Linked DNA regions of Homo sapiens: region 1 is linked to region 2. A link is an interaction called in ENCODE POLR2A ChIA-PET data of the cell type or tissue named here. Cell type or tissue: PC-3. All regions are shown on one strand. Each heading gives the region's core, and the rest is flanking DNA. Links, peaks and the distances in the headings are about the cores only.

The links. Peaks named below come from ENCODE experiments on the same cell type or tissue, not always from the same donor. Only the 100,000 strongest peaks of a DNase experiment are listed, where the experiment ranks them.
Region 1: POLR2A ChIA-PET joins it to region 2 with 7 read pairs; 1 of 35 experiments calls an interaction of 5 or more read pairs at or near these places.

What each region holds. Positions count from the first base shown.
Region 1 is chr16:68,800,992-68,809,919 of GRCh38, forward strand. It overlaps CDH1 (cadherin 1), which reads left to right. Exons shown (of 16, transcript NM_004360.5): 3 at 679-902; 4 at 7,433-7,576; 5 at 7,702-7,857. Among named protein-coding and RNA genes, the nearest start is that of TANGO6, 38 kb to the right of the region's middle. In PC-3, for the core only: no CTCF peak of the experiment used is centred there; a DNase peak (open chromatin) is centred at 1,460; H3K27ac peaks cover 1,234 bases.
Region 2 is chr16:67,852,011-67,863,154 of GRCh38, forward strand. The region is part of intron 1 of NUTF2 (nuclear transport factor 2); the gene reads left to right. Among named protein-coding and RNA genes, the nearest start is that of CENPT, 9.9 kb to the left of the region's middle. In PC-3, for the core only: no CTCF peak of the experiment used is centred there; DNase peaks (open chromatin) are centred at 5,991 and 9,191; H3K4me3 peaks cover 92 bases; H3K27ac peaks cover 3,849 bases.

The sequences.
Region 1 (8,928 bases), core at 81-8,080, 950 kb after region 2:
ATATAGCTTGATGGTTACCTATTTGAATGAGTCCTTTGAGATTCTAATGTATAGTGTAGATGCTTCAACCACAGCTTCTCCAGTTTTAGAGTATTAATACTTTTTAAAGTTTTAGTTACTTTTATTTATTTATTTTTTGAGATGGAGTCTCGCTCTGTTGCCCAGGCTGGAGTGCAGTGGCGCAATCTCAGCTCACTGCAACCTCCACCTTACAGGTTCAAGAGATTCTCCTGCCTCAGCCTCCCAAGTGGCTGCAATTACAGGCGCCTGCCACTAAACCTGGCTAATTTTTTTTTGTATTTTTAGTAGAGACAGGGTTTCATCATGTTGGCCAGGCTGGTCTCAAGCTCCTGACCTCAAGTGATCTGCCCACCTTGGCCTCCCAAAATGCTGGGGTTACAGGCATGAGACACTGTGCCCAGTCGAGAAGTTACTTTCTAGACAAGATAATATTTTCAATTGACAAGAAGATGAGAAAGAAATCAGAGCACAAGGAAGTCATCCTGTAGTTGTGAAGAACATTATGGTGATAGCTTTGTTGTTCTGTCACCAGATTATGGTTTGTTTTGGTTGTGTTTGGTTTTGTGGGAGTCTTCCCACAAGTTCGCTCTTTGGAGAAGGAATGCTCTTGTCTTTAATCTGTCCAATTTCCTAATCTCTGTGATTTCTGCCCTGCAGTGAATTTTGAAGATTGCACCGGTCGACAAAGGACAGCCTATTTTTCCCTCGACACCCGATTCAAAGTGGGCACAGATGGTGTGATTACAGTCAAAAGGCCTCTACGGTTTCATAACCCACAGATCCATTTCTTGGTCTACGCCTGGGACTCCACCTACAGAAAGTTTTCCACCAAAGTCACGCTGAATACAGTGGGGCACCACCACCGCCCCCCGCCCCATCAGGTATGTTGGCATTTTTCTGAGAAGTTCGCTGTTGTTTTAGTGCGCTGTCTAATCCAGGTTTCTCAGCCTTGGTACCGTTGACATTTTGGGCTGGATGATTTTGTGTTGTAGGGGTTGTCCTGTGCACTGTGTAGGATGTTTAGCAAGCATCCCTGGCCTTAACTGGTTAGACACCAGTAGCACTTCCACCAGTTATGACAACCCAAAGTATCTCCACATGTTGCCCATGGCCCCTGGGGGGACAAATCAGCCCAAGTTGAGGGCTCTTGGCCTAACTGAATAATTCTTGCTGGAGTTTTTGGGGTGTGGGGATCGGGTAGTGTAGAAGAGTGGTAAAGGCCTGAACACCGTCTGGGACTGAATCTCAGCCGTGCTATTTACTACTTGGGTAATGTTGGAGGAATTACGTCACCTGTCTATGCTTGAGCTTCCTTATCTGTAAAATGGAGATAACAGTGAGGATGGAATTAATTAATACATGTGAAATGCTAAAAATACGCAAGGCATACTTAGTCATTGTTAGCTGTCTTTACCACTCCCCTCTTGGGGGAAGAAGAATGAATGAGAGCTGGATTCTTCTCTCTCTCTCTCTTTTTTTTTTAAGACGTAGTCTCACTCTGTGGCTCAGGCTGGAGTGCAGTGGCGTGACTCACAGCAACCTCCACCTCCCCAGTTCAAGTGATCCTCCTGCCTCCACCTCCTGAGTAGCTGGGATTACAGGCGCCCGCCACCATACCCGGCTAATTTTTGTATTTTTAGTAGAGGCAGGGTTTCACCATGTTGGCCAGGCTGGTCTCGAATTCCTGACCTCAAATGATCTGCCTGCCTCAGCCTCCCAAAGTGCTGGAATTACAGGAGTGAGCCACTGCGCCTGGCCAAGAGCTGGATTCTCTGATCATTTTGCTTTTTGTGCTTCCAGTAAGAAGAGCCTTGGTGAAGAAGGAGAAGAACCAGTGGGCAGCTCTTACCCCATTAGACTATAACCTCCACAAGACCCTTCCCCATTGTATTTGCAGTGCCTGGCCTTAGGTCTGGCCCATACCAGGAACAGACAAACAGATGAATTGGCCATGAATGGAAGGATGGATGGATGTCTGCCTGGGTTCTTGGCAGGAATGTTTCTAGGGGTTGTTATTCGAAGCCAGTTTCTCAAGTGCTCCCGTGGTGCTTCCTACCGAAATGTCTCTCTGGGGGATATTCTGGTTGTGTCCTGCTTACTGCTTTGGACGTGTGGAATATGTTGTAAGTGCCAGGGCCAGTAAGATTGGCATCTTCTTTTCTCGCTGAAGACTCTTGATATTCTTGGAACTTAATGGTCCTCCCGATCTGATTTTTCTCCCTGGTGTAATTAGACCAGAAAAATGAGGAATCTAATACTATAGGACCATATTAACTTAGCTCCTTGACTCAAAGTCTCCAAGGGTCCCCATCATTCATGTGAAAAAAACTCAGCACAGTGAGTCCTTGCCAGGCAGCTGTGTGTGGAAGCCTCTTATGATCCAGAGACAGTTTTATTTTTTTAGAGACAGATTCTTGCTCTGTCTCCCAGGCTGGAGGGCAGTGGTGCAATTTCGGCTCACGGCAACGTCTGCCTCCTGGGTTCAAACAATTCTTCTGCCTCAGCCTCTCAAGTAGCTGGGAATACAGGAGCCCATCACCATGCCTGGCTGATTTTTGGATTTTAGTAGAGATGGGTTTCATCATGTTGGCCAGGCTGGTCTCGAACTCCTGACCTCAAGTGATCTGCCCACCTCAGCCTCCCAAAGTGCTGGGATTATAGGTTTGAGCCACTGAGCCCGGCTGCAGGGACAGTTTTGAGCTTGGGTCTTCAACTTTTCTTCCACATCTCTTGAACTTTGTTTCTGCCTCCATGTCTGCTGTATCATGATTGGGTTCAAGTGCATGTTATATAAATCTCCAATTGTCGTGGTTTATGTCGTGGTTTATTCCTCAAGTTAAGGAAGCCCTAGGGTAAGCTGTGCCCAGTATGGAGACTTGATAGTCATCAAGAGCCCAGGTTCCCCCTTTCCTTTTTGCTCCGCCATCCTCAGCACATGACCTCATCCTCAAGGAGACCTCGTGATCCCAGATGGCGGCTGGAGCTCCAGTCATCATGTCTTTTTTTATTTTTTTAATCATGTCTTTATTCTAAGCAATAAGAAGGAGAAAGGAGAAGCATAAAAATTCATTACTTAGTTATCTGTCTGCCTTTTTTTTTTTTTTTTTTTTTTTTTTTTTGAGATGGAGTCTCGCTCTGTCACCCAGGCTGGAGTGCAGTGGCGCGATCTCAGCTCACTGCAAGCTCCACCTCCCGGATTCATGCCATTCTCCTGCCTCAGCCTCCTGAGTAGCTGAGACTACAGGCATCCGCCACCACGCCTGGCTTATTTTTTGTATTTTTAGTAGAGACGGGGTTTCACCGTGTTAGCCAGGATGGTCTCGATCTCCTGACCTTGTGATCCACCTGCCTCGGCCTCCTAAAGTGCTGGGATTACAGGTGTGAGCCACTGCGCCCGGCCCTATCTGCCTTTTAAGAAACCTTTGTGGAATTCTCCACAAGCAACACTTGAGAAACACTGGCCAAAATTTAGCCTCATGACCACATCTAGCTGCACATGCAGTGTAGGGAATGTAGTCTTTCATATGAATACATTTCTGGAATGTATATTCCAGAATTACAAAATTGAGATATATATTGGAGAGATAGGTTTTTATTTTGTTTTTAATCAGAAACAAAGAGTGGATATTGGGTGGTAGGTAGCAGATTATGCCTCAGCTGGTTTGAGATTCACCTTGGTTTGTCTCTATAGTTCAAAGGATCCTTCTGGAACCAGGTGGTACTGTAATTAGATGGCAGTCTTACCTCGCTTTCATTATATATTGATTAATTTTTAACTTTTTTAAAAAACAACATATCCAGGTAACAAAATCTTTTTTTTTTTTTTTTTTTTTTTGGAGACAGAGTCTTGCTCTGTCACCCAGGCTGGAGTGCAGTGGTGGGAACACAGCTCACTGCAGCCTTGACCTCCCAGGCTCAAGCAATCCTCCTGCCTCAATCTTCCATGTAGCTGGGACCACAGGGTGCACCACCATGCCCAGCTAATTTTTTTTTTTTTTTTTTTTTTTGTAGAGATAGGGTTTCACTTTGTTGCGCAGGCTCAAAATCTCTAAATTTGTGTAAGAATAGATCTTAGTCTCTAGTCCTTTCATCTTATTTGGGTGAGTTTTCTCAGTCTGGCATCCTTCCTTTCTTTTCTTTTTACTTTTCTTTTCTTCTTCTTCCATTTCCCTTCCTTTTGTGTTTTTAGTACAGATGGGGTTTTACCATGTTGGCCAGGCTGGTCTTGAACTCCTGACCTCAAGCAGTCCACCTGCCTTGGCCTCCCAAAGTGCTGGGATTATAGGCGTGAGCCACCGTGCCCCACCTGGTATCCTATTTTTCTGAGGGATCACTTCCACGTGCAGTGTTTTCAGGCATGACTCCCTTTCATTTAACACATGAAAATGTTAGTGTGATGTTTTGCCAGCACAGTGTTCATCATTATTCATTCTCTGAAAATATTCCACAGTCCTGGTGTCAGCAAGGCATGCATGTTCCTTTCCTTTCATTGTGATAACTGGGTTTGCATTCATCCATCAGTGCCCATGTGCTCACCATGGCTGTGCAAGGTGGCCAGTTTTTGTTGTTGTTTTGTTTGTTTGTTTTTGTTTCTTTTTTGAGATGCAGTTTCACTCTTGTCACCCAGGCTAGAGTGCAATGGCACAATCTCAGCTCACTGCAACCTCCACCTCCTGGGTTCAAGCAATTCTTCTGCCTCAGCCTTCTGAGTAGCTGGGATTACAGGTGTGCACCACCACACCCAGCTAATTTTTGTATTATTAGTAGAAACAGGATTTCACCATGTTGGCCAGGCTGGTCTTGAGCTCACCTCAGGTGATCCACCCGCCTCAGCCTCCCAAAGGAAAAAGCCTGCTGGGATTACAGGCATGAGCCACCAGGCCTGGCCAAGGTGGCTGTTTTAAGGCTTAGGATACAGTGGTTTTTCTGGGATTGGTTTTTGTTTTTGTTTTTGAGACAGAGTCTCGCTCTGTTTCCCAGGTTGGAGTGCAGTGACACAATCTCGGCTCACTACAACTTCTGCCTCCCAGATTCAAGCTATTTTCTTGCCTCAGCCTCCTGAGTAGCTTGAATTACAGGCACATGCCACCATGCCTGGCTAATTTTTGTATATTTATTTATTTATTTATTTATTTATTTATTTATTTATTTATTTTTGAGACAGAATCTCTCTCTGTCATCCAGGCTGGAGTGCAGTGGCATGATCTCAGCTCACTGCAACCTCTGCCTCCCGGGTTCAAGCAATTCTCACGCCTCAGCCTCCCAAGTAGTTGGGACCCCGTGTGTGCCACCATGCCCGGCTAATTTTTGTATTTTTAGTAGAGGCAGGGTTTTGGCACGTTGGCCAAGCTGATCCCAAACTCCTGACCTCAAGTGATCTGCCTGCCTTAGCCTCCCAAAGTGCTGGGATTACAGGTGTGAGCCACCACGCCTGGCCCAGGATACAGTGATGATGGTCAGTTTTTTATTTTGTTCATGTGCTGGGGTCAAATCTCAATAAAACCATAACTCAGTGTTTTCCAACCAGTCCAACCATCATCTCCATCATTACCTTTATTGAGCACTTACTATGTTTCAGGCAGTATTCACAGTGCTTTAAATGTGCAATACCAGCATCTCATTTAATCCTTCCAAGAATTATATGAGATAGGTTCTAATATTATCCCCATTTCAGACATTAGGAAGCTGTAATACAGAGAAATTAAGTAATATCTGCCTGGGGCAAGGAGGTACTGTCATGAGGATTCAAAGCCAGGCAGTCTAGCTCCAGAGCCTGCCCTTGGCGCAGGCTGGGCTGCCTCTCTAGGAGACAAACACAGGATGTAGAGGGCAGAGAGCATAGGTGTGTGCGCATGTGTGCACATGTGGCCAGTGTGCAGCATTGGGGAAGGGCTCTGTGATGATACCTGGTCATATCTCACATGTATCTGGTGCATCTTCAATCTTAAAGCCAGAAAATAGAGCTGAACTCAAACTTGGCAAGCAGTGATCAGTGACTGTGAGTTTTTATGTGGAGGGTGAGAGATGGAATTTTCCCCTGGAAACTTTACTGTGTTACCAGTAATCACCTTAAAACACTTAAACAATTTGGCAAATATTTTCCTTCCATTTTCAACTCTCTTATTTCCCTGCATGTGCATAAAGTTATCTTTATTGCATATGAAAACTGTTCAATACAAGTCTCAAAGGGTGTTTTTGGCTTCCATCCCAACAGCTTCTGTTAGAACAAATGGAAACCATATAGACATAATGATACAGTGAGATGAAGAGATTTATATTGATCACAAAGTAGTTCTTAGTACAAGTTCTCAAAATCTACTTGTTTTGGGATAACTCCACGTTGAGGACCTGTGTCCCCAAGAAAAATATAAAAGAGGCTGGGTGCGGTGACTCACACCTGTAATCCCAGCAAATTGGGAAGCCAAAGCAGGAGAATCGCTTGAGCCCAGGAGTTCGAGACCAGTCTGGGCAAGATGGCAAGACCCTGCCTCTAAAAAAATTTAAAAAATTTAAAAAATTAGGTGCACATGGTGGTGCATGGTGGTGGATGCCTGTAGTTCCAGCTACTTGGTAGGCTGAGGTCAGAGGCTTGCCTGAGCTCAGGAGTTCAAGGCTGCAGTGAGCTTTGATCACTTCACTGCACTCCAGCCTGGGTGACAGAGCAAGACCCTGTCTCTATTTAAAAAAAGAAAAGAAAAGAAATCGAAAACCCAAATATTCAGTTGTTGAGTAAGCTCTGATATTAAATCATCAGAGTATAATGTTGCTGTTAAAAATTATATTATGGGCTGGGTGTGGTGGCTCATGCCTGTAATCCCAGCATTTTGGGAGGCCACATTGCTTAAGCTTACAAGTTCGAGACCAGCCTGGGTAACATGGCAAAGCCCTACGTCTACTAAAAATACAAAAATTAGTCAGCCATGGTGGTGCACACCTGTAGTCCCAGCTACTCAGGAGGCTGAGATGGGAGGGATGGCTTGAGCCTGGGAGGCAGAGGTTCCAGTGAGACAAGATCTTGCCGCTGTACCCCAGCCTCAGTGATAGAGCCAGATCTTGTCTCAAAAAAATAAAAATGAGATTATGTAGGCTTGAAACAGCTTGTAAATTATAATATCAAACCCTGAAACCAATACTTGTGTATGCATGATGATTATTTGAGCTCTGGACACTAAGAAGGATAAAAAGAGAATGCAGTCTTTACGATATAGCAAAGGGTCTCATTGGTTTTTGTTTTGATTGGTCATTTTGGTGGATATATATAATTTGTCATTGATAAGAGAATGTGTCATTAAATTCAAACTGTACACTGCCCACAGAAGGCTGGGGACGCTGTCTGGCTAGGTTGGACTGTTAGACCTGAAGTATCCGTCTTGAATTGTCTTATCTTGTTCCTCATCTTCTTTCCTTTTAGGCCTCCGTTTCTGGAATCCAAGCAGAATTGCTCACATTTCCCAACTCCTCTCCTGGCCTCAGAAGACAGAAGAGAGACTGGGTTATTCCTCCCATCAGCTGCCCAGAAAATGAAAAAGGCCCATTTCCTAAAAACCTGGTTCAGGTAGAGAAAGAAGTTCTCTGTTTCTCTGGGAGGGATTTGGCAGAGAAGTACCAAGGAGAGAAAGGGAAAAGACCCAGTGTTGGGATCCTTCTTTACTAATTCTTTTTCTTTCATTTTGTCTTCAGATCAAATCCAACAAAGACAAAGAAGGCAAGGTTTTCTACAGCATCACTGGCCAAGGAGCTGACACACCCCCTGTTGGTGTCTTTATTATTGAAAGAGAAACAGGATGGCTGAAGGTGACAGAGCCTCTGGATAGAGAACGCATTGCCACATACACTGTAAGTATCTCTTAGAAGCTTGTTGACACCGGGGTAACATCCACCCAGGATTTTTTGGTCAACCCATGCTGGATCCGCAGATCAGAGGCTCTGAACACATGAGGAGCTTAACTTGACACCTCTTGACCTGTTGCTAAGGAGAAGTGATGGGAGAACGTGGGACAGTTTGGGGTTGTTAATTTTTCTCCTTGTCAGGAAGAAAGGAAGGAGAATCCGCATGCATCCTCATACAACCAGGACAAATTTAGACCCAAGATGTCAACCTGTTCTTGGGGCTGGAAGTCCCTGACCTAAAGGAACAGGACAGTGATGATATAAGGGAGCAAAACCCATTTCTTGGGCTTGGCAGCAGCAAGAGCTTAGGAAAACCAAGAGGTCTTTTTTTTTTTTTTTTGAGATAGGGTTTCACTCTGTCACCCAGGCTGGAACCACAACCTCCACTTCCCGGGTTCAAGTGATTCTCCTGCTTCAACCTCCCGAGTAGCTGGATTATAGGCAGCTGCCATCATGCCCAGCTAATTTTTTGCGTTTTTATTAGAGATGAGGTTTTACCATGTTGGCCAGAGTGGTCTCAAACTCCTGACCTCAGGCGATTCACCCTACTTGGCCTCCCAAAGTGCTGGGATTACAGGAGGGAGCCACTGCACCCGGCCTACAAGAGGTCATTTGTTTTTGTTTTGGATTTTTGTTTTTTTGAGACCGAGTCTACCTGTGTCACTCAAGCTGGAATGCAGTGGTACAATCTTAGCTCACTGCAGCCTGGACCTTCTGGGCCCAAGCGACACTCCCACCCCATCTTCCTGAGTAGCTGAGACTAAAGGCGCAGGCCACCACACCCAGTTAATTTTTGTATTTTTTGTAGAAACAAGATCTTGCTATGTTGCCCAGGCTGGTCTTGAAATCTTGAGCTCAAGCAATCTGCCCACCTCGGCCTCCCAAAGTGCTGAGATTACATGAACCACTATGCCTGGCCAGGAAGTCATATATTGATGCCAAATTCAGAAATATCTGGGGGAAATGCTAGACTAAAAGGACCAGAGCAAGTTTCACCCGGCATGGAATAAGAGTTTT
Region 2 (11,144 bases), core at 1,365-9,364:
CATCTTGAAAAAAAAAAATTCATAACTAGAAGCCACCTTATATCAAAAATTCTAGGATTCAGCACCAGCTCTGAAGCTGGAGCATTGCTTGAGGCCAGGAGTTCAAAACTAGCCTTGTCAACATAGCAATACCCATTTCTACAAAAGAAAAATAAAAAAATAGCCAGTGTGGTTGTGGTGTTGTATACCTGTAGTTCCAGCTGCTCAAGAGGCTGCAGGAGGTCAAGGAACCGTGAGCTATGATCATGCCACTGCACTGTAGCCTGGGGACACTCTAGCAAGACCCTGTCTCCAAAAAAAAGGCTAGGTTTCCCTTAACAAAACACTATTATCTTTTTTTCTTTTTTTTTTTTTTTCACCCAGGCTGGAGTGAAGTGTCACTCTTGCCCAGGCTCAAGTGCAGTGTCGCAGTCTCGGCTCACTGCAACCCCCGCCCTCCGGGTTCAAGCAATTCTCCTGTGTCAACCTTCCGAGTGGCTGGGATTATACCCGCCTGCCGGTATAATCCGGCTAATTTTAATATTTCTAGTAGAGATGGGGTTTTGCCATGTTGGCCAGGCTGGTCTCAAACTCCTGACCTCAGGCGATCCGCCCACCTCAGCTTCCCAAAGTGCTGGGATTATAAGCTTGAGCCACCATGCCTGGCCTTTTTTTCTTTATTTTATTTCTTTATTTTTTTATTTTTTGAGACAGAGTTTCGCTCTTATTGCCCAGGCTGGAGTGCAATGGCGTGATCTCGGCTCACTGCAACCTCTGCCTCCTGGGTTCTAGCGATTCTCTTGCCTCAGCCTCCCTAGTAGCTGGGATTACAGGCATGTGCCACCACGCCTGGCTAATTTTGTATTTTTAGTAGAGATGGGGTTTCTCCATGTTGGTCAGGCTGGTCTCGAACTCCCGACCTCACTCAGGTGATCCACCCACCTTGGCCTCCCAAAGTGCTGGGATTACAGGCATGAGCCACCGCTCCCGGCCCTTTTTTTCTTTCTTTTTAAAGTTTTTCTTAGGGTACATCAGCAGCCTTTTTATTTTATTTTATTTTATTTTAATGAGATAAGGTCTCACTCTTTTACCAACAGTGAGACCCTGTCTTTAAAATAAATTAAATAAATAGAAACCAGCCAGGTATGGTGGTGGGTGCCTGTAGTCCCAGCTACTTGGGAGGTGAGGCAAGAGGATCACTTCAGCCCAGAAGTTCAAGTCTGCAGTGAGCTGTGATTGTGGCACTGCTAAAGTGCAGTTGGTGCCATCTCAGGTCACTGCAGCCTTGACCTCCTGGGCTCAAGCAGTCCTCCCACCTCAGCCTCCTGAGTAGCTGGGACTACAGGTGCGCACCATCACGCTTGGCTAATTATTATTATTATTTCTGAGACGGAGTCTCACTCTGTCTCCCAGGCTGGAGTGCAGTGGCACGATCTCGGCTCACAGCATCCTCCACCTTCTGGGTTCAAGAGATTCTCCTGCCTTAGCCTCCCAAGTAGTTGGGACTACTGGCTCCTGCCACCATGCTTGGCTAATTTTTGTATTTTTAGTAGAGACAGGGTTTCATCATATTGGCCAGGCTGGTCTCGAACTCCTGACTTTGTGATCTGCCCACTCAGCCTTCCAAAGTGCTGGGATTCCAGGCATGAGCCATTGTGCCTGGCCACACCTGCTAATTTTTATATTCTATTTTTTAGTTTTTGTGGAGACAAAAGTCTCACTATCTTGCCCAGGCTGGTCTTGAACTCTGGGCTCAAGCAATCCTCCTGCCTCAGCCTCCCAAAGTCCTGGGATTACAGATGTGAGCCACTGTGCCCAGCCAAGTTTTACAACTTCTTGTAGAGACGGGATCTCACTGTGTTGCCCAGGCTGGTCTCAGAACTCTTGAGCTCAGGTGATCCTCCTGCCTCAACCTCCCAAGTACTGGGATTATAGGGAACAGCCACCACGCCTGGCCTGTTGTGCATGGCCTTCTTTTTGAGATGGAGTTTCGCTCTGTCACCTAGGCTAGAGTGCAGTAGCATGATCTCAGCTCACTACAGCCTCTGCCTTCCAGGTTCAAGCAATTCTCCTGCCTCAGCCTCTCAAGTAGCTGGGACTACAGGCACGCGCCACCACGCCCAGCTAAATTTTGTATTTTTAGTAAAGATGGGGTTTCACCATGTTGGTTAGGATGATCTTGATCTCTTGAACTCTTGGTCTGCCCGCCTTGGCCTCCCAAAATGCTGGGATTACAGGCGTGAGCCACTGCTTGCCTGGCCTGTGCGAGGCCTTCTAGTCCCCTGCTTGGAGCATGGGTTTGTGGCTTCTCCTCCTTTCACTGAGACCCTCCTATGGTCACTTTAAGTGCCCAATAGTTGTTCCTGTGGTGGTACCCATCAGGGCATCTTCCCAGGCACCAGACAGGAATTCTCCACAGAGGTGGGAGGTTCAGCAGACCTGGTCAGGGAGGCTCCTTGGATGTTCCTTCAACAGATGGCCCTTGCCTGGGGGCTTACAGAGGGAAACAGGAGACAGCAGGGACTTTGGAAATACCAATAGCGCTTGTTTTAGAATCCAATTCAGACCATTTTCGTTGAGGCCTCCAGGACAGAGGAATAGTCCTTTTGGGGCAAGGGGAGTGAATCCTAAAAGTTTTCCACAGAATAGACATTGAAAGTTGGGCATGATTTCTTGGCCGGGCACAGAGGCTCACACCTGTAATCCCAGCACTTTGGGAGGCCAAGGTGGGTGGATCATCTGAGGTCAGGAGTTTGAGACCAACCTGGCCAATATGGCAAAACCCCGTCTCTACCAAGATTCCAAAAAATTAGCAGGGCATGGTGGCAGGTACCTGTAATCCCAGCTACACGGGAGGCAAGAGAATTGCTTGAACCTGGGAGGCGGAGGTTGCGGTGAGCCAAGATCGCGCCACTGCACTCCAGCCTGGGCGACAAAGGGAGATCTCTGTCTTTAAAAAAAAAAGTTGGGCAGGATTTCTTTAAGCTGAGGTTGAGCCGAACCTTGTGCTGGGTGCTGGTTTGTTTTTTTTTTTAATTAATGTTTTGATAGGGCATTTGAGAATGATGTTTGTGTGTTTGCAGTTCAGTTTGAGTTGGCTACCCCTTTCCTGGCTTTGTGATTCTGTGATTCTCTCTTCCTTTGATCATATATGGCAGGAATTCTTGAGTCCCTCCCTCGGGGAGCCAGCAGTGTATGGATTATCCTTGGAGTGACTTAGGTCATGTGATATTATTCACCCTCTTTTTCCTCACCCTATCAGCTGGAGTGTGCCCTCCTGGGCAGAATGCTTTGCTTGGGTCTGGGTTTGGCTGGGAACGTGTCTTAGTGGCCAAGGGAGAGGGACACGAGGCCCAGGGTGGCCTGCCTAGGGGCCACAGGGCTCCTACTGCTGGCTGACCAGTGGCCAAGAACTTCTTTTCATTGTCTGGGGCGTTACTCATTTGTTGCTGTACCTGCTGTGTGCCAGCTCCTTAAGCCCCCAGGCTGGAGACAGGGCTGCTATGGGGATAGGGAACCCTTATTAGAGAGGGGTTTCTGGGGTACCTGGGAACTGAGGGCTGTTTGTCCCAGTGTCCTCAGTAAACTGGGGGAATTTTGGAATGTTTGTTTCTTAAAGTCTCGAATGATTCCATCAGAGCCAGTGGGTCTCCCGAGGGCAGAAACTGGAAAGCTTGCTGCCCCAGGAAAGAGCTCTGTGTGGAGATACTGGTTCCACTTGCAGGTGGTTTCAGGACTAGGAGAATGCAAATTCTCAGTTGTCCTAAGGTGTAAAGCTGCTTTGACCTGCTGAGTAGGTGCTCAGGTTCTTCCATTCTGAGGCTCCATGGAGCTTGCTGATTTCATAGGGGAAGACAAGGCCTGGGCTGCATTCCTTGCCACCCGATTTTTTTTTGGCGGGGGGGGGGGATGGGGGAAATGAGAATAACTTTATTTCATTGCGGGGAGTGGGCAGATGTCCAGCCTCAGAACTTCTGGAACTGCTTCTTGGTGCCAGCGGCCTTGGTGACCTTGAGCACGTTGAAGCGTACTGTCTTGCTCAGGGGCCGGCACTCACCCACTGTTACGATGTGGCCAATCTGGACGTCCCTGAAGAAGGTGGACAGGTGTATGGACATGTTCTTGTAACACCTGATTTTGTCACTTAGGTGCTTTCTGCTACTCCACATTGGCTCTCAGCTGTTTGCATCTCGGCCAGTTTTTTTTTGTTGTTGTTGTTTTTTGAGACAGTCTCGCTCTGTCGCCTAGGCTGGAGTGCCGTGGTGTGATCTCAGCTCACTGCAACCTCCACCTCCCAGGTTCAAGCAATTCTCTGCCTCAGCCTCCTGAGTAGCTGGGATTACAGGCACCCACCACCACGCCTGGCAAATTTTTATATTTTTAATAGAGACAGGGTTTCACCATCTTGGCCAGGCTGGTCTTGAATTCCTGACTTCATGATCCACCTGCCTCGGCCTCCCAAAGTGCTGGGATTACAGGCGTGAGCCACCATCCCTGGCCCAGTTTTTTTTTTTTTTTGCTTTTGTTTTCCTTTTTGAGTCGGAGTTTTGCTCTCGTTGCCCAGGCTGGAGTGCAGTGGCGTGATCCTGGCTCACTGCAACCTCTGCCTCCTGGGTTCAAGCAATTATCCTGCCTCAGCATGCGGAGTAGCTGGGATTACAGGCGCCTGCCACCACACATGGCCAATTTTTTGTATTTTTTATAGGGATGGGGTTTCATCATGTTGGCCAGGCTGGTCTCAAACTCCTGACCTTAGGTGATCTACTTGCCTTGGCCTCCCAAAGTGCTGGGTTTACAGGCATGAGCCACTGTGCCCGGCCCCATCTCGGCCAGTTTTGTGGACATTCTAATGCTGGCTATGCCAGTGGCCTTTTGTGGTCTTAAATTCTTTCTTAACCTCTTGGAGTCTTTGTTTCCTTGTCTATAAAGTGAAGATAATCATACCAGCTTCACAGGGCTTGTTGTGAGACTCAAGTGAGAGAATACAGAAGTGTTTGACTCACAGGAGGTGTTCCCTCCACCACTCTGTGGACGCCATGGTCATCCCTTTATTCCCTGCTCTTCTCAGTCTCAGCGTGTCACAACAGTGTTGGCCAGGCCACAGGAGTGGTCACTTAGGGGTCTCAAGCCCCATTAGGGGAGCCAAGTCCATGTTTACCTGACAATCAAGTTCATGGCCTGAGGCTCAGTTCACAGATGGGAGCTGTGTAGAAGGAATGGGGCCCCAGAGGTCTTCTCAGTCACTGGGGAAAGGGAGGTTACATAGGGAGTGAGTGCAGAGCAGAGACCAGAATGCAGGTCTCGGGATTCAGCTGGGCCAGTCAGGGAAGCCCAGTGGCTCTAGAACCCTCCCTGCAGGCAGAAGAGGAGGAAGGGGCCCTTAGGGTGCTGTGGGCACCTAGACCTCAGGTGACAGCCCCAGGAAAGGATTCTGTCTTGGCCAGCCATCTGGGCTGATTGCACTCCATCCTTCAGCCAGGGGAGTGGCGGGCCAGGCAGTTTCCATTCCTGATTCTAGGCCATCTCCATGGTGTGGGCGAGATACCTACCTTCTTCCTAGCTGTTGACCTAGTATTCACCTAGGAACCCATACTGACTCCTTACAGCTGGGTCCTGCTCCATACCCCATTCATTACCTCCTAACATCCTACAATTACTAATGATGGGACAGAGTCAAAGGGTCAAATAACAAGGGAGAAGTGGAGCAGGCTAGAGGCCAGGTCTTTGAGGGTGTGGCTGTGCCTGCTGTTTAGCCACAGCTGTCTCTCACTAGGACCTTGGGAATGAGAGAGTATTGGGGCCAAGCCCCAATTGCCACATGCCATAGACAGATAGCTGGGTGGACAACAAATAATTGTTTCCTCACAGCTTGGACAGAAGGTGTGGGTGGAGGGGAAGTGGGTCAGTAGGCCACTTGAGTGGAGTTTGCCCAGAACTTACTCCTCCTCCAGAGAAGAAGGGCTGGCCTCTCAGCCCAGGCTCTGACACACTCATGCACTTAGTCAACAAATAGTTTGTTTGAGGGCTGGGCCAGGTACCATGGGAACAGGGATGACTAGGGGTGCTTTGTCAGGGAGATAGACCGTAAACAAATACCAAACTGTGACAATGTCATGCAGTGATAAGTGCTAAGAAAACAATACAGGAGGCAAAATGGGTAATCAGACAGCTACTTTATTATTTATTTATTTTAATTGAGACCGAATCTCACTCTGTCGCCCAGGCTGGAGTGCAATGGCATGATCTCGGCTCACTACAATATTTGCCTCCCTGGTTCAAGTGATTCTACCACCTCAGCCTCCCGAGTAGCTGGGACTATAGGCGCATGCCACCATTTCTGGCTAGTTTTTGTATTTTTAGTAGAGACGGGGTTTCACCATGTTGGCCAGGCTGGTTTCAAACTCCTGACCTCAAGTGATCTGCCTGCTCAGCCTCCCAAAGTGCTGGGATTACAGGCGTGAGCCACTGTACCTGGCCACTAGACAGCAACTTTAGACTAAGGGGTCAGGGAAGGTGTGAATGAGGAGGTGACATTCGAGCTGGCACATATGTGACACACGAAGATCTAGGAAGTAGAGTGGTCCAGATAGAAGGAGCAGCAGTTACAAAGCCCTGCGATGAGAACAGACTCAGCATGTTCCAGATAGAGGAAATTGCCTGGTGCAACTGTAGAGGAGGGGAGGGAGTGGCAAGAGATGAGGTTGGACAGCCAGGAGGGCCAGGTCACCTAGGACAGGATAAGTGGTTGAGACTTTGTTCCAGGTGCCATGGGACAGAATACATAGTAGCACCCCTCCTCAGACCATAAAATCGGGGGACTTCCAGAAGGACTGACACCCAGCAGTGTCTTCCTGTCTGGTTGCTGCTGCTCTGCCTTCAGGACACTTTTTTTTTTTTTTTTGAGACAAGATCTCACTGTGTTGCCCAGTCTGGACCTCCCTGGCTCAAGCCATCCTCCTACCTCAGCCTCCCGAGTAACTGGGGCTACAGGCATATTCCACTATGTCCAGCTTTTTTTTTTTTCCTGTAGACATGAGGTCTCACTATGTTGTCCAGGCTGGTCTTGAACTGCTGGGCTTAAGCAGTCCTCCTGCCTTGGACTCCCAAAGTGTCCGAGGGATTACAGTCATGATTACAGGTGTGAGCCACCACACCCGCAAGACGCTTTTTACACTCTGGCTCCGAGGGTTTGTTTTTGTTTGTTTGTTGAGATGGAGTCTCACTCTGTTGCCCAGGCTGGAGTGCAGTGGGGTGTTCTCAGCACACTGCAACCTCCACCTCTCAGGTTCAAGCAGTTCTCCTGCCTTAGCCTCCCAAGTAGCCGGGATTACAGGTGCATGCCACCACACCCAGCTGATGATTTTTTTTTTTTTTTTTGAGGTGGAATTTTGCTCTTGTTGCCCAGGCTAGAGTGCAATGGCACAATCTCGGTTCACCGCAACCTCTGCCTCCCGGGTTCAAGCGATTCTCCTGCCTCAACCTCCTGAGTAGCTGGGATTACAGGGAAAAATTAGCTGCCACCATGCCCAGCTAATTTTTTGTATTTTTAGTAGAGACGGGATTTCTCTATGTTGGCCAGGCTTGTCTGGAACTCTCGACCTCAGGTGATCCACCCGCCTCAGCCTCCCAAAGTCCTGGGATTAGAGGCGTGAGCCACCGCGCCTGACCTGATTTTTGTATTTTTAGTAGAGATGGGGTTTCACCATGTTGTGCCCAGGCTGGTCTGGAACTCCTGACCTCAGGTGATCCACCCGCCTTGGCCTCCCAAAATGTTGAAATTACAGGCGTGAGCCACTGCGCCAGGCCTTTTTTTTTTTTTTTTTTTTTTTTTTTGGAGATGGAGCCTCACTCTGTCACCCAGGCTAGAATGCCGTGGGTCGTTCTTAGCTCACTGCAGCCTCCACCTCTCGGGTTCAAGCAATTCTGCCTCAGCCTCCCGGGTAGCTGGGATTACAGGTGTACACCACCATGGCCAGATATTTTATTATTTTTTTTTTTCTTTTTTTTTGAGATGGAGTCTGGCTGTGTTGCCCAGGCTGGAGTGCAGTGGTGCAATCTCCACTCACTGCAAGCTCCGCCTCCTGGGTTCACGCCATTCTGCTGCCTCAGCCTCCCAAGTAGCTGGGACTACAGGTGTCTGCCACCACGCCCAGCTAATTTTTTGTATTTTTAGTAGAGACGGGGTTTCACCATGTTAGCCAGGATGGTCTTGATCTCCTGACCCTGTGATCCGCCCACCTTGGCCTCCCAAAGTGCTGGAATTACAGGTGTGAGCCATCATGCCCAGCCTTTTTGTTTGTTCTGAGGCAGAGTCTTGCCCTGTCACTCAGGGTGGATTGCAGTGGTAAGTTCACAGCTCACTGTAGCCTGGACCTCCCAGGCTCAGGTGATCTTCCCACCTCAGCCTCCTGAGTAGCTGAGACTAAAGGAGTGAACCACCATGCCCGGCTAATTTTTAAAATTTTTTGTAGATATGGGGCTTTGTTGCTGAGGCTGGTCTGGAACTCCTGGACTCAAGTGATCCTCCTGCGTGGGCCTCCCAAAGTGCTGAGATTACAGATGTGAGCTACTATGCCCAGCCTTGGGCCTGAGGGGTTTAAGCCATGTTGGCTATCAGTTTCCCTGTTGGAGGAGTCCTTTCCAGGCTGTGCCTCAAGGCTGTGTTTTTGGCCTCCGTGATAGCATGTGTGGAGGATAGCCACGACTGGTACCAATTTTGGGGCCCTCACTGTAGGCCATGCAAATCTGCTGGCATTCCCTGTGGGCTTCAGCAGACACATGAGAATCTTTCTGTGTGCCAGTCTGGAAGGAGTGATAGCGTCTTCTCGATCACTCTCCTGCCTCAGGCTAGGATCTCTGTCTGCTCTGTCTGCTTTGCTGAGATGGTAGAACAGGGTTGTGACCTCGAAGGTTTGAGAAAGCTGACATCATCCTCCATGAAAACTCCTGTTGTTTGGACTCTAGGTTTGATGTGGAACTCTTCTGCCTGAGGCCTTTGTTTGGAGGTGGAAGCCCTGGTTCAGGACTGCCTTGCCCCTTTCTGAGAGAGCCAGGCTCAGAGGAGTGCTCTCACTGATGTAGTCTGTTCTTGTCTCCAGGCCCACGTTGTCACTAGAAGTCCTGACTCTGGAGAGGCCTCCAAATCTGGTCAGTCCAATTCCACCACCTATCAGCTGCTGACCTAGAGCGAGTTGGAGTTGGCTAACCTCGCTGAATCTCCTTTTGGTCATCTCTAACAAGGGGGTTGACTCACAGGGTGTGGTTACAAACAAGTGCACATAAGCTCTTTGCACATTTCTGTGCCTCATATGCATTAGTGAAAATGAAGTGTTCACAGCCAGACAGTTATTTTGAGTTTTGTTCTTGGAAACACTTAAAATTGGAAGATAAAAATGGAGTTTTTCTGTTGTCTAACGGGATCTCCTGGGTCAGAGGTTTTAACCTGGGATCTATGGCTGAACAGTTGAAAATTATTCACAAGGCTGGGGCATCTCTACCTCTGTGCAAATGTGTTGGGAGAGGGCCACAGTTGCTGAGACATTCTTGGAGGGTCTTTGCACTCACAGAGACCTAAGGGTCAGTGAAGGCTGGTGTTCAGTGGGTGAGAGGTCATCAGAGTCTTTTCTGCTCCTCAAGGAGCCTGGCCTCAGCCTGCGGACTGTTGGGGTGAAGCAGGAGATGGTGTGGTCAGCGGCCCTCTCACAAGAGCTGTAGGAGAAGCTGTCATGATGGTCAGTCCCCAGTCTAATGTGAGGCTGCCTCTGAGCCCGGGCTTTTTTGTTTCCAGCCTGTTACTTGCACAGTAAATGTGTTAGAAACAAGATCAGAGCTTGCTGGCTATTCTGGGGAACATCTTCCAGCCTGGCCTGGACCCCTCCCTCATGTTGCATGGGGATAGGATGGGGGCTCTGCACTCTTGCTTCTTTTTTTGGACTCAAGAGTGTTGCCTCCCGTGGGAAGGGTGGGGATCGCAGGAGGGGACTTTCCTGTGTACAAAACATGGTGAGCAGGCTCTCGGTAGGTTCTGTTGTGTCTGTATGTAGCTGGATCGAGGTAGGAGGGAATGGCTTAGGGAGATGGGGATGAGGGTGGATGGCCACCTGTGGAGCTTAGGGAGTTTGGCCTTTAAGCCAAAAGCAAGGGTGTTTGTAGGGGAGGAGCATGGTCAGCTTTGTGGTTTAGAGCTCAGGGATGCAGAGTTAGCAGAAAAAAGAGACGGGCCTTGACCAGAGGACCCAGTGTCAGCACTGATGTACCAGGTGAGCTTAGGGCAAGACCCAGCGACATCACTGGATGACAGTGGATTCTGACTATGTGGCTGTTGTGATCACTACTTGGAAATAAACACAAGACAGTGAAGCAGGCCTCAATCCCACATAGTTTTGAAGGTTCCTTGTCATTTTCTGGGAGCCCCTGATGTGTCCTATTCCTCAGAGAGCTTACTCTTCCCCACTCTTCTCTGCCCTACCAGGCCAAAGGGTCTTTCTCTTCCTTTATCCCTCCACCCCATTTCCTTCCACCACCACTTCAGTCAAGGAGTTTTTGTATCAGAAAGTTATCACAGGCCAGTTATGGTGGTGCACGCCTGTAATCCCAGCACTTTGGGAGGCCAAGCTGGGTGGATCACTTGAGCTCAGGAGTTTGAGACCAGCCTGAGCAATATGGTGAAGCCTGGTCTCTACAGAAAACACAAAAAGCAGCCAGACGTGGTGGTGCTTGCCTGGAGTCTCAGCTCCTTGGGAGGTTGAAGTGGGAGGATTGCTTGAGTCCTGGAGGTCAAGGCTACAGGGAGATGAGATGGCATCACTGTACCCTGACCTGGGGGACAGAGCGAGACCCTTTTCATGCCCCGGGACATTTGCTGGTGCTGTTTCTTCTGGTTGGCATACCCTTTCTGAGGACTGCCCAACTTTGCTCTGAGCCAAGGGTAGAAGGAGATGTGGCCCTTATCCATTCCTCCAGCTTTTCCCCTACCCTCAGAGCTCTTAGGCAGTGGGTATGGCACCTTGGAAGCTGCAGCAGGGTCAGGGCACATTGAGTGACTAAGCATAGCAAGTACCAGGTGGACGGGGCAGAAATGCCAGAGGTGGGAGCTGTGCTCTGCCTTAGGTCCTCTAAGTTTGTGTGTGAGTACAGCCAGTGTCTGACCTCTTGGAAATGTGACC